Linked DNA regions of Homo sapiens: region 1 is linked to region 2. The links are chromatin contacts, found by Hi-C or POLR2A ChIA-PET in ENCODE. All regions are on one chromosome and are shown on one strand. The core of a region is the stretch at or near the end of the contact, and the rest is flanking DNA. Distances in the headings are between cores, read along the strand shown.

Region 1 (7,289 bases), core at 1,534-4,033, 52 kb after region 2:
ACTGTCTGAGGTAGTGTTTTGGGTTTATGGGTAAAAAACCAAGGCTCCGTGGAGGTAAATAACTTGCCATATGGAGGAGTTGTGATTGAAAGCTGGGGCTTTTCACCACAAGTGGGGGTAGGCTTTCAACCCCCCTCTTCATGGCTGTTAATCAAACCAGCAGTCAGCCAGGGAGGGTGAGGGAGGGCGCCAGGGAGGGCGAGGCTCCTTCTGCTAGGGAGTTGTTGTTGAGTCGGGTCCCAGGGGGCCTTTCTCGCTTTGTTCTGAGAAAATGGGTGTGTTTTTGAGTATTTGAATAGGGCCATCACATAAACTGACTGGGAAAGTGCCTAGAACGGAGGCTGTCTGGGTCTCGATCTCAGTGTGCACGTGTCTGGGAGGGAGAGGAAGGATGAGGGTTTCTAGAAGATGCTGGCTAAAGACAGAGCTCTGTTTGCAACCCCTCAGTGGGAGGGAAGGATGAATGAAAACACAGGGGCTGGCTGGTTTTGGGGCCTTAGGAGTTTCAGAAGCATCATCTCCTGGGTGGGTACCACCGGTGTGCACAGATAAAAGTGTGCTCCCGGGAGATGCAGGTCACACTGTACGAGGAGGAGTGAGTCGTGTCCTCCCTCTGTTTACATCTCGTTGATGATGGTGCTGATGCTATTTTGGGCCTTGGTGTGTGCCGTTTGAGTGTGGAAGTTGTATGGCTGGCCTTCGGATTGTGCCTCAGTGCCTTTGTTGGAGGCGAGGCACGTGTTTTTGGAGGTTCCAGGTAGCCTGGGCCCACTACCTTCCAAAGTCCCCCATGAGAACTGGTCTCAGTGGTTTCTGAGATGACTGTGGGAGGGGGTGCATTCCATGCTGGGGTACTGGTGGCACCCAGGCATCTTCTGAGCTTGTGAGACTTTTTTGGGAGGCTTGGGGCTGGGGAAGCCCAAGGGAGAGGTTGACGGGGTACAGGGAAGCATGCTTGGTGGTCTGAGGTTGCATCTTCAATACCCCATGCTTTTACTTATCTCCTCAACCCACAGGTGAACAAATCGTTTCGTGGGTGGAGAGAATTTTTAAAAACAGATCTGTCGATTCAGGAGCATTTAATAATAATAGACAGCATTTACATAATATGATTTTCCAGACACTGGCCTAAGCACTGGACCTTCATTCACTCATTTAATCCTCACAATAGACCTGTAAGTAGTATTCTTATGCCTGTTTGACACATGGGGAAACTGAGGCACAGAGCAGTTTAATAATTTCCCCAGCATCACCCAGCCAGTGAGTAGCAGAACCAGGCCATCTCTCTCCAGAGCCCAAGTTCTTTTTTTAAATTTTTAAATTTTTTATTTGTTTTTTGAGGCAGAGTCTTGCTCTGTTGCCCAGGCTGGAGTGCAGTGGCCCAGTCTTGGCTCACTGCAATCTCTGCCTCCCGGGTTCAAGCGATTCTCCTGCCTCAGCCTCCCAAGTCGCTGGGACTACAGGTGCATGCCACCACGTCCGGCTAATTTTTGTATTTTTAGTAGAGACGGGGTTTCACCATGTTGGCCAGGCTGGTCTCAAACTCCCGACCTCAGGTGATCCACCCTCCTCGGCCTCGCAAAGTGCTGGGATTACAGGCGAGAGCCACAGTTCCTGGCCTAGAGCCCAAGCTCTTAACCACTGGCGGCTGTATACATTCCAATCTTCTGCACCCCAGCCCGTAGAGAGGAGATGGAGGACCGTTGCAGCTCCTGCAGCTCTGCCACTCCTGCCATCCGAAACTCATCTGCGTGCCCACCTTGGGGTTCCAGTGGGCCTTTGCTTTCATGTGGCAGTTGTGAAGGAAGGAAATGGTGAGAAAGGATGAGAGGAGGGGTGGGGGCAGCTGCCGTAGCTGCCGTTCTCCACCCTCCCTCCCCCTAGCAGCCTGCCCTTTCCTCTCCCCCGGCTGCCCACGTGGGAAGCTGTTGGAGGGTGCAGGCTCCTGAGCAGCCCTCCTGAGAATCTTCGCTGTGCTTTTTTGTTGTTGTTGTTGTTTTGTTTTTGAGACAAAGTCTCACTCTTGTCCCCCAGGCTGGAGTGCAATGACGCGATCTTGGCTCACTGCAACCTCCGCCTCCCAGGTTCAAGCGATTCTACTGCCTCAGCACCCCGAGTAGCTGGGATTACAGGCACCTGCCACCACACCCAGCTAGTTTTGGTATTTTTAGTAGAGACGGGGTTTTCGCCATGTTGGCCAGGCTGGTCTCGAACTCCTGACCTCAGGTGATCCACCCGCCTTGGCCTCCCTTCACTGTGCTTTTGAGAACAGACCTTCTACTCGTACTCTTAGGATTGAGTCCGTCCTGGTCTCGTGGAACCATTTGTGGGAGACTCAGCAGAGGAACCAGGAGGAAAGGCAGTGGCCCCCCATCCTCCACAGCTAACACTCTGGCTGCTCTCAAATCCTCCCAACTTTTGAGGAAGATGAGAGCGGAAGCATTTCTGCAAGAATGGAGGGAGGTGGCCGGTGGCTGGCCTGGCTCCTGGTGGCCGTACCTTCTGTTGGTAGCTGTGTCTTCTACTGGGGCCTGGACCAGCACTTCCAGCTGGATATGGAGTGGGAAGAGATGGGCGGGTCCAGAGCTGGGGGGGGATTGTCACGGGGCGGGGGCAGGGGGACAGGCATGAAGGCCAGCCTTGCATTTCTTCCCAGCAGGAAAACCCTTGGTGCTCTGCTCACTAGCAGTCCTGCCTGTGGTTAGCACTTCCGAAAGCGAGTGCCAGCTTGTGGTCAGAGGCTTGAGCTGCCAAACAGGTTTGGCCTCCTGGTGTGCCTGGGTGTGACATCCTCTTCTGCTCTTCCTCTGTCCCCAGGCTGCCTGGCTCTGGGCGTGAGAATAGTCAGGCAAAAGGAACCAAACTCGCCCAGCAGGTGCTTGGATCAGCACTGCCAGGAGAAGACAGCCTGAAGGACCCACTCGTTGAACTTGGTGCTTCTAAAGAAGATATGCTGGGTCTGAAGCATGGAATGTCAAGTTAGCTGAGGAGGCCTAACACCAGCAGGTGCTTTGGGGTGGCACCAGGCAAGTTCTAAGGACAGTGGGCAGCTTCTAGAGAAACCACTGAGTTGTGATTTCCTGTAGATGAGAAGACAGCAGTTCTAACTAACTCAGGGTGTGGTGTGTTGGGAGAGGAAGGAGGAGAGAAGTGGGCCTTGGACCTTAAACAAGAATCAAGGACACTCTTGGGAGCATCCCCCAGCTTGTTTAGCATGTTTCGTCATGATTGGCATGGTCGTAGGAATCCCCTGAGACATGCTCTTTTCTAACCTTTCTATAATTAGTTGTCTTAACCTCTGTCTCCTTAAATAAAATGTCAGCTTCATGAGAGCACTGAGGGCCTGGGCCAGGCCCACGGTGAGCACTCAGTAACTACTTAATGAAGGAATAAATCAATACAGTGAGCAGAAGAGCTAGAAAGATCTTTAGCAAGGGTAACATCTTGAACTCTCTAAAATTGCCACCCACACTCCAGTCTACCCTGAACTCCTGATTCCCTTTACCATGTTCTATTCCCCCGATCACCTTCTGACATTCTTTAGAATTCACTTTTTTATTGTGTTTAGTGTCTGCTCCCCGCAACCCATTCCCACCTCATGCTGGAGCCGTCACTCCAGGAAAGCAAGGGTTTATTTCCCTTCTGCTTTTTTCATTGATGTGCCCCCAGATACTTAGAAACAGCGCCTGGTGCATGGTATATGCTCCATAAGTATTTGTCAAATGAATGAATGGCTGAAAGTGCCCGGAAGGCACTCAGCAGTGCCATCTGTCCCTGGGGACAGATGTAAGAATCCTCTTACAGTGCATGTCACCATGTGGCATGTGTACGTTGTGCTGGTGTCCAGTGGGAGGGGAACACTTGCCTCCTCTGGGAGGTGCTGCACAGGCTGGCCACCTGCGCTGGGCCTGCTTGGTCCTCATGGTTAACTGGGCCCCGGGGGTAGGACCACCCCCCTGATAAGTTAAGACAGCCCAGAGATACACAAGGGCTTTTTTTTTTTTTTTTTTTTTTGGAGACAGAGTCTCACTCTGTCCCCCAGGCTGGAGTGCAATGGCGCAATCTCAGCTCACTGTAACCTCCGCCTCCTGGGTTCAAATGATTCTCCTGCCTCAGCCCCCAGGGTAGCTGGGACTACCTCCATCACACCTGGCTAATTTTTGTATTTTTAGTAGAGACGGGGTTTTACCGTGTTGGCCAGGCTGGCCTCAAACTCCGGACCTCAAGGGATCCACCAGCCTTGGCCTCCCAAAGTGTTGGGATTACAGGCGTGAGCCACTGCGCCCAGCCCACGAGGGCTTTTTGGAATTGACTGGCAGGGCAGTGAGGGCCCCCAGGGCAGGCCGGAGAGGCTGACCAGGTAGTGAGTGGAGCTGTTCACAGATGAGGATTTTGAGCCTGTGGTTGGGCTGCATTCCAGAATCCAGCTGTGCTCCCATGACTTCCTTCCCACCTTATGCGCTGTGAGAAGCGGAAAAATACCTGGCTGAGAAACCGAGGGCTCAGGCGATATCCCTGTTTACTCCATCTCTATCATCTTGTCTTGCAACGAGTGACTGACTTAGAAATGTAATCCGGGATGGTCTTGGCTGTCTCCACGCCCTGGAGAGCAACAGGGTCCTGGTGCTGCCTGTTACCCTCGGGGAAAAGTGCAGACCCAAGTAGGTCCAGCTGTGTCCTTGACATCTCCACTTGTCCTGTCCAGGACGCAGTTGCCTAGCCCAGGTCTGGGCTACAGTGGCTTCTCACAGCTCAGTAAATGGCTAGTTTGTCCTTCCAGCCGCTGGAGGCAAAAACCTTGACTCCCCTTTTTTTCTCACATTCCACATTCAGCATGTTGAGAATGCAGGTTGGCCCTTCTTGCAAAACAGATCTTTAAACACAGGATCACTTCTCACCACCCTACCACTGTAGCCTTGGACTGAGCCACAGCTGCCACCACAATGCTGCCGGGCTGTTGCAGGCGCCTCCTGGCTGCTCTGCTGGTCCCTAGTCTGTTGTTTTCACAGGAAGGGTCTGAACACATCGTGCTTCTGCTTACCACAGTCCAGTGGTGCCCCATGTCGGCAGAGTGAAGACGCGGAAGCCCTACAGTGGCTGATGAGGTGCTACATAATTGGGTCCCCATTGCTGTCCTGACCTCAGCACCTGCTCCTCCCCGTTGGTCTCACTCCTGTGTCACTCCTGCCTCTGTCCTCCGCCTTCCGTGGTGTTTCTTTAAATGTTCCAGGCATGCTTCCTCATCAGGGCCTTTGCAGCCCAACTCCCTGTGGGGGCTGAGTAATGGTCCCCTGAAGATGTCTACCTTCTAATCTCTGGAGCCTGTGAATATGTTACCTTCTGTGGCAGATGGGATTTTGCAGTTGTGATTAAGTTGAGAACCGGAGATGGGGAGATAATCCTGGATTATCCACGTGGGCCCAGTGTAAGCCAAGGGTCCTTATGAGAGGGAGGCAGGAGGGCCAGAATCAGTGTTAGGAGATGTGATGTTGGAAGCAAGAGGCTGAGTGACGAGAGGAAGGGGCCGAAAGCCAGGGAAAGTGGGTGGGCTCCAGAAGCTGAGAAAGGCAAAGAAATGGATTCTCTCCTAGAGCCTCCAGGAGGAACCAGCCAGCCCTGCAGACATCTTGACTTTAGCCCTGTGAAACCTGTTTCAGACTTTTGACCTCCAGAACTGTAAGATAATAAATTTTCATTGTTTGAAGCCCGTTAGTGTATGGGAATTTGTTACAGCAGCCTCAGGATATGAATAGACCTCTTTATCTCCTTTCAGTCTCTCACTCACTCTGGCAGGTCCACCCCTTTGCTCTGTTTTTTCTTTTCCCCCCCTCATCATTTATCACCTTCCAGCAAAACTGGATCATTGACCTGTCTGTCTGGCTTGTTGTGGGTTGTGTATCTCCCCTGCTAGAATGTAAGCTCCCTGAGGCATGGATCTTTGTCTTGTTAACTGATGTATCCCAGTGTCGAAACCTGCGTCTGGTGTATAAGAGGTGTTCAAGAAACCTGTGTCGAATAAATAAATGAATGAATATGAATGAATGATTCCTTGGTCTGGAATACCTTCTCTTCCCATTGTCTCTGCCAGCTGCCCTCTAAGTCCACTTCAGACCCACTCCCTACCCGCAAGAGCTCTCCTGTAAGTGACTTCCCTGGCAGGATGCGGCTGGTGCTATCTGCTGGTCACCTTTCCTGAGCACCCAGTGGCTGTGAGCAGCCCGGCCAGTTGCAGAGACCCGCTCAGCCCAGGGCACTCTTCTTCAGCTTGCATTCCCCGGGGTAAGCCCTGCAGCAGCCAGGTACTCTGGAGAGTATTCATTTTGTTCCATGCATTTCTTACAGATGAGCACTGTCAGAGTCTAAGGGACCCAGCTGATCTCTAAACCCAACATTTTTTTTTTTTTGAGGCAAGAGTCTCACTCTGTCCCCTAGGCTGGAGTGCAGTGGTACAATCTCAGCTCACTGCAACCTCCGCCTCCTGGGTTCAAGCAATTCTTCTCCTGCCTCAGCCTCCTGAGTAGCTGGGACCACAGGCACACGCCACCACACTCGGCTAATTTTTGTACTTTTAGTAGAGATGGGGTTTGGCCATGTTGGCCAGGCTGGTCTTGAACTCCTGACTTCAAATGATTCACTTCCCTTGTCTTCCCAAAGTGCTGGGATTACAGTCGTGAGCCACCATGGCCGGCCAACCCAACCTCATTTTGATGATGATCTGGAGAGGTGAGGGGTCCCACCAAGGTGCTGAGCAAATTTCTAGGGCTTCTAAGTCTCAGAAGTCCTGGTTGGATGATCTGTTTGGGAGAGCTCCTTCTCTCCACTGCCACCCCCAGGGACAGCGTGCCTCACTCGTAGAAGGTACTAAGAATTTGCCTGGATATTGGAGCTTTGGAATCTGTCATGGCTGGGGAGGTTGGTGAGTGGGGCACGGTTTTAAGGGAAGGTATAAGGTTCTCCCCAGGGACTAGGGGCGGGGGAGACCAAAGGATTTGTCTTGTTGTTAACAACAGTAGTATGGAGGATGGGGAGTTTGGAAAAAGGAAAGGAAGAAAAGACAAGAAATGGTAATAAGTATGGGCAAGAGTTGTGTGCCCACAATGGACACCTCATGCTAGGGGACCCCCAAGTGTATGGACACTGCCAAGAAGGGGCAAGGAGGGATGAGAGAGGCCTTCTCTGTGCTGAGGTGTGCTTCCCCGGGGCACAGCTGCAGCCTGTAAAGGGTGAACAGTTAGGAACACTTCTTTCTGCTGTCTTCTCTGGGGAGGACACGTGTTGCAACACTTCCT
Region 2 (6,685 bases), core at 3,584-6,083:
GCTGCAGGGACAGCTGGGTGTAGCTGAGGGCCCTGGGTTTTAACTACGGTACCTTCCAACACCCCTTCCACAGAGTTATTGGCTCTTTGGCCTTGCAATGTTCATGTAAGATCTCTGACCTTCAGTTTTTTCAGCTGTCAAAAGGGTGGTGACACCCATTCTGCTGCCCATTCAGGGTGACTAGAAGGATTTTGAGGATGACTGGAAGGATTTTGAAGGTGATGGTGGCTGTGTACGGGATTTGAAGTTTACGGGTGATGAATGCAAGCGGTGCTAAGAGACGCTGTGCAGGGAGGAGAGTGGGGGAGTCTCTCCCCAGCTCTTGCACCCAGCTGTCCCGACTCAACCAGGTGGCTTGGTCTAACCCCTCACCTCTCTGCTGTGGTCATCCTTTCTCCTCTGGCCTCTTTGAAGTTGCTTCTGAGGCCTCCTCCTAAGACCTCCTCCCTGTCCCTGCTATCCGATTAGGAAAGCTGTTGGAATTCTTGGCCCAGACAAGCTTTAATCATTTGCAGTAAGAGCTCTGTTGCCTCCTTCATCCTTCCCTGCCTTCAGTTAAGCCCCTCTAAGGCTCGAGGTGTGTTCTCAACCCTGGGATATAGCCGAGAATGAGATGGAGTGGACAGGACTCAGGGGTCCCTAGGATCAGAGGGTTCATTGTCCGTGGGGAACCAGACCGAGTGATAACGGGGATGTGCCCAGCACAGTGAGGGGCCCCAGGGGACAGTCAGGGCTGTGGGAGTGCTCAAGAATACCATGGGCTGAGTTTGGACCCACTCCCCACTCGTATTTGAAGTCCCAACCCCTAGTACCTCAGAATGTGACTGCATGTGGAGAAAGAGTCTTTAAAGAGGTAAGTTAAAATGCATGGCCAGCTGTAGTAGCTCATGCCTGTAATCCTAACCCTTTGGGAGGCCAAGACAGGAGGATCACTTAAGGCCAGGAGTTGAAGACAAGCCTGGGCAACATGGTGAGACCTTGGCTCTACAAAGTACAAATAAAAAGAAAAAGAATTTTTGACCACACTGTTGTAGGTCAAGGAAAATAACTAACTAACTAACTAACTAACTAAATAAAATGCGGTCATTAGGGTGGGCCCTCATCCTGTATGACTGGTGTCCTTTTAAGAAAGGGAAATGAGGACACAGATACACACAGAGGGAAAACCGTGTGAAGACATAGGGAGAAGACGGCTGTTTGTAAGCCAGTGGGGAGAAGCCTTACAAGCAACCTTGAGCTTGGATTCCCAGCTTCTAGAACTGTGAGGAAATAAATTTCAGTGGTTTAAGCCACCCAGTCTATGATTCTTTTTTGTGGCAGCCCCAGCAAACTCACACAAGCCCCTTACCCTGGGCTTGGGTAGGCAACTTATTTACATAGTTCCACATGGGATCAAAACCTTGAAAAAACATAGGGACCTAGGGACAGTTTGCTTGTCCCATTTTTCTTACTAACATGTATTCCTAGCTGAAGGGTTATATAGTTCACTTCTTTACCTTATTATCATTAGAATGTGAACTCCAGGCCGCGCGTGGTGGCTCGTGCCCATAATCCCAACACTTTGGGAGGCCGAGGCAGGAGCATCACTTGAGCCCAGGATTTCGAGACCAGCCTGGGCAACATAGTGAGACCCCCATCTCTATAGAAAATAAAAAATTAGCCAGGCGTGGTGGCATGCACGTGTGGTCCCAGCTACTCGGAAGTCTAATGTGGGAGTATCGCTTGAGTCCAGGAGGCCGAGGCTGCAGTGAGCTGTGATTGTGCCACTGCACTCCAGCCTGGGTGACAGAGTGAGACCCTGTCTCAGAGAAAGGAATGTGAGCTGCATGAGGGCAGAGCTGCATCAGGTCAAAGCCCGTGAAGGCACTGGCACGTGTCTTTTGGAAGAATTCTGTCTGAACCTGGGGCCTGAAGTCAAATTCCTCACTCTGGGCTTCAATCCAGAATTGTTTTTTATTTTTTTTAATTATTTTTTTTGATACGGAGTCTCGCTCTGCCGCCCAGGCTGGAGTGCAGTGGTGCGATCTCAGCTCACTGCAAGCTCCGCCTCCTGGGTTCACGCCATTCTCCTGCCTCGGCCTCCCGAGTAGCTGGGACTACAGGCGCCCGCCACTGCGCCCGGCTAATTTTTTGTATTTTTAGTAGAGACGGGGTTTCACCATGTTAGCCAGGATGGTCTCCATCTCCTGACCTCGTGATCCGCCCGTCTCGGCCTCCCAGAGTGCTGGGATTATAGATGTGAGCCACCGCGCCTGGCCAGAATTTTTAATTAAAATAGCTGGTTTTCTGCATCCAGGTCTCTGTTTAGTGCTCACCCTGCAAGGTGAGTTGCTGTTTGTTCTACAGACTGCATCCCCTATATCCCTCTAATCTCTACTCAGTCCCCAAATGTGATTAACATGTGTTAAAAATCAGAGAAGAAAGATTCCTTTATTAGCTTTTGTTTACACTGGGTGAATTGAGCCACAGACTATATTACACTAAGTCCTAGCAGCCTATGAGTTTGAACGTTGTCACCCTCCAGAGGGTTTGCTTAATGAGGCCAGGGATTCCATCATTAGTGTCCTGAAACGCCTATGACAGTGCCTGGCCCAGGGTTGGGCACTTACTCATGTTATTCACTTATTCATATGTGGGAATGAACAGTTCAGCCAGTATAAAGGACAGGTGAGTACACACCAAGGAGATCTTCAGGGAGAGATCAGCTGGTTTTCCTGTGAAGATGTCAGCTTCATCCCTCCACCGTCTCCCTGTGCTCATGGCTCTGTTCCCTTTCCAGGCTGCTGCTGCTGGTTCTTTGGGTCTGCAGCCACCTCCCACCCCCATGAAGGGCAAACCCAGCATTATGTTACCTCCTCAGTATAAAAGGAGAGAGGGTCTCTTTTTTTTTCTTTTTTTTTTGAGACGGAGTCTAGCTCTGTCCCCCAGGCTGCAGTGCAGTGGCACGATCTCGGCTCACTACAAGCTCCCCCTCCCGCATTCACGCCATTCTCTTGCCTCAGCCTCCCCAGTAGCTGGGACTACTGGCACCCGCTGCCACACCCGGCTAATTTTTTGTATTTTTAGTAGAGACGGGGTTTCACCGTGTTAGCCAGGATGGTCTTGATCTCCTGACCTTGTGATCCGCCCATCTCTGCCTACCAAAGTGCTGGAATTATAGGCGTGAGCCACCGCGCCTGGCCGAGAGAGGGTCTCTTTTTATACCTCAGAGCTCCTCGGGTCCCTGATTTCGGGAAACTCATTACTTACCTAGGAATCATTCCTCCTTCTCTTCATTTTTTTTCTCTCCCTCTTCCCCGCCTCCCCTTCTACTTTTAAAAAAAGTTGTGTTAAAATTCACATAACATGAAATTCACCATTTTAATGTTCAGTGGCATTTGGTACATTCACAGTGTTATACAGCCACCACCATTATCCAGTTCCAGAAGTTTCATCATCCCGAAAGTAACCCATACTCATTAAGCAGCCACTCCCCATTCTCCTCCCTTCGCCCGCCCCCAGCATCAGGCGACCACTCATCTGTTTTCTGGTTCTATGCATCTGCCTATTCTAGGTGTTTCACAGAAATGGAATCAGAATGGGTGGACTTCGTATTTGGTTTATTTCCGTTGACATGATGTCTTCAGGGTTCATTTGCGTAGTGACGTGTATCAGTACTTCATTGCTTTTCATGACTGAATAATACTCCATTGCATGGATATACCACATTTGTTTATCCATCCATCAGTTGATGGACACTTGGCTAGTTCCCATGTTTTGGCTGTTGTGAATAACACCATCCACTTCTTTTTCTGGTCTTCAGTTCTGCCTCCAGATGCTGAATCTTTAGTCTTTTGTTGAGACTGCATGGGTTACTGGCAATGGAAAAGGCACTTGAGAAATAAGAAGGTAGGCAGTGAGGGGCTCTGGCTACAAAGCGCTTCATTAAAGTCTGTCAAGCCTTAGTTTGCTCATTTCCTAAATGGGTGTAAAATTCCCTGCCTTGCTTACTCAGCCCTGCAGAATGTTGTAAGAGGCGCAAGCCACAGAATGTGAGGTTAAGCCCTTCCTAAGCTATAAAGTCAGATGTCAAGTGATAGTTCTGTATGTTCCTCATTTTTTCTTTGATTGTCTCCCTTTCTGTTTCTTTTTTTTTCTTCTTCTTTTTTTTTAATCTGCTTCCTCATTTCTCCTTTTGCTAATTGCTCCATTTGAATTCTGTTTTCCTTTCTTCTTTCCTCTGCTTTCAGCTGGCCTGGGGGCAAAGTTGAGAGCAATACAGAGTGTTATGCACAGTGCTGTGCTGGAGGTGAACAAGATGATTGGCTGCCCCCTGGGGAATCCTTGGGCAGGGCCGGACATGCGGCAGAGGAAGGAGGTTAGCTGCACTGGCTGGTGGGTGATGAGGTGAAGTCAACCAGGACTGGACCTGAGGAGTGGAATGAGGGCTGCCATGGCAGGCCATCCTATCTGGCTTAGATTTAGAGACTTCTTTTACACATAGCTTTGAGGTCTTTTGCAGTCCAGGAAGTAGCCAGATTGATGGGTAGTTAGGCAGATATTAGAATCCAAACAAGCAGACCCGAGGGACACTTAGGGGAAAGCAGCAGATGGAGGTGTATGCTTTTCTTAGTATGTTGCTTTTGCGAATGCTAGATCATCCGCTGTCCTGTGTGTGCTGTTTTCCCAGCTGAACTTGAAGCTTCTTGAAGACAAAAGTGATGACAGTCTTTTATTTTTGTGCTTGCTCCTGGTGCCCCTCAGAGAGTTCTGAACTTAAGTGGCATTTCCTGTGTGTGTTGAAACGTCACTTGTTTAGTCCTATAGCGGTTACAGAGGGCTTTCATGCAGGATTTCTCATGTAATCTTATCAACAGCCTGGCGAGGTGGATTCCATTTCTCAGATAAAGGCTCAGAGAGGTCAAAGAATTTGCTCAGGACACACAACCAATCAGAGGTTTCAACACTGCTTAGGACCAGCGTTCTTCACTGCTTCACCCGTCCCTTACACGGACTGCCTGGTTTTTATGGCAGATAAGAAGCATGTGGCTGTGATTATTTAGGGAGATGGGAAATGAATCCTTATGCATTTGGATCTTGTTCATTTTCGAGATTTCTTCCCCCTAGCGTCTTAGAATTTTCAAGTCCAAAAGAAGTTCTGTAAAAGTTGCAGGTGGTCTTTCCTATTACTCAAGCACTGTAGATTCCTTTTGTCTCAACAAACTTCAGAGACGCTTCAAGGGAAGCCGATTTCCTGCTAAATTGATGTGTTCCTCATTTGTTACCCGAAGACCTGATTTAAGGAGCTATTCTTGGTGACAGGCAGGGAGCCAGCTGTGAATGGGGTTCTGGGTTCGCTGTCAGAGCCCTGCTTGGACCAAGTTACTCAAAAGTCTGGCTCTGACTGGGTCTGGCAGGAGGGGCTGGTGTGTTGGAGTAAGCGAGCTTGGGGAAAGCTTGCCCGGAGGAAATTCGGTCAAGATGTTCAGTTTTAACACCTCTGGGTTTCTTCCAAACCAAAAGAGGAAAAGATTCTGACTGAAGGGATGAAGGAAGTTTTAGGATTTTCCATGAATGGAACTCAGAGCTTGAGGGATCCTGGATTCTTTGCGGCTCAAGTGAAGCTACAGAGAGAGAAATGGTGCCTGGGAGTTAGGAGGACTTTTGCCCTTGGCTGGGACTTAGGCAAATTGCTGAGCTTAGAAGACAATTGATCCCAGTGGTTCGCTGGCTCAGCCACAGAAAGTGCCAGCTGGCCTTTGAGTTGTTCAGGGATCTGTGATGGTATTTATGTGTGGCAGAGGGATACTTCTAAGCTCAGAGACCACCTCCGAGGTGACAGAGCTGCTGGGCAGAAGATGTAAGTTTAAAAGGCCACTTTCTTTCTCATTGGAACCTTTCAGCAGATTAACAAGATACGGGGCTCATTCACTGAACAAACGCTCGTTCAGTGCCAGCCGTGTGCAGGGCACAACCTGGAAAGTAGGAGATGTAGTAGTAGTAAAACCACAGACATCCTGACTTTATAGAGTTTACATTTTAGTTAGGGGTGACAGATAGCAAGGAAAACTAAGCAAACTGCATGGTGATCTAGAAAATGTGTCATTTTAAATGGGATGGGCAGAGAAGGTCTCATTAGGAGAGGGCATCTGTGCAAAGCCCTGGAAGATACGATGGAGTAAGCACGTGGATTGCTGAGAGAAGAGCATTCCAGCCAGAAAACAGAACAGCATGTGCAAAGGCCCTGAGGCCAGAGCATTCCTGGAGTGGTCAGGGAACAGCAAGGAGGTCAGTGTGGCTGGGGCAGAGTGAGTGTGTGTGGTGTGGGGAGTGTTGGAGATGGGGACAGAGAGGTGACCAGACTGAGGGGTGGGTGGGGCCAAAGCACGAGGGCTTTTGAGACCCTCACAAGGATCTGACATTTACCCTGAGTGTCAGGGGAGCCATTGAGCAGAGGAGTGACTTGAGCCAGCTGGATGTTTACAAGGATCACTCTGCTGCTCTCTTGGGAATGAATGATGGGGGGATGGAGGGGGGAGCAGAGGGTAGAAGGAGGGAGACAAGTAAGGTGGTTATTGCAGTAATATAAGCAAGAGCTGATGCTGGCTGTGACATGGCTGTCACCACTGGATTTTGGATGTATTTTGAGAGCGAGACCAATGGGATTTGGTAATGGGTTGCACGTATAAGGTTTGAGAGAGAACTC

What was found. A loop is a pair of places that touch in the nucleus more often than their neighbours do. ChIA-PET counts read pairs that join two places held with the same protein, here RNA polymerase II (POLR2A). Pooled maps may share reads with other maps.
Region 1: a map of CD8-positive, alpha-beta T cell shows a loop between it and region 2 (3-fold over the local background). The contact joins two enhancer-like sites. A Hi-C loop is called at or near these places in 8 of 168 maps with a recorded cell type or tissue (CD14-positive monocyte, CD4-positive, alpha-beta T cell, CD8-positive, alpha-beta T cell and 4 more) and 9 of 50 pooled maps. POLR2A ChIA-PET finds 5 or more read pairs at or near these places in 6 of 52 experiments (A549, AG04449, AG04450 and 3 more).

Annotation. Positions count from the first base shown.
Region 1 is chr17:10,115,430-10,122,718 of GRCh38, reverse strand. All of the region lies in intron 1 of GAS7 (growth arrest specific 7), which reads left to right. Among named protein-coding and RNA genes, the nearest start is that of GAS7, 80 kb to the left of the region's middle. RefSeq lists enhancers at 2,201-3,159, 3,334-3,861, 4,392-4,921, 4,922-5,451. Within about 2 kb of position 2,783, at least 24 of the 41 ENCODE cell types and tissues checked have a DNase peak (open chromatin) inside an H3K27ac peak, as active enhancers do; they include CD14-positive monocyte, CD8-positive, alpha-beta T cell and natural killer cell, where a contact is called at or near this core.
Region 2 is chr17:10,169,984-10,176,668 of GRCh38, reverse strand. All of the region lies in intron 1 of GAS7 (growth arrest specific 7), which reads left to right. Among named protein-coding and RNA genes, the nearest start is that of GAS7, 25 kb to the left of the region's middle. RefSeq lists enhancers at 2,541-3,366, 4,194-5,019, 5,020-5,846. Within about 2 kb of position 4,833, at least 11 of the 41 ENCODE cell types and tissues checked have a DNase peak (open chromatin) inside an H3K27ac peak, as active enhancers do; they include CD14-positive monocyte, CD8-positive, alpha-beta T cell and natural killer cell, where a contact is called at or near this core.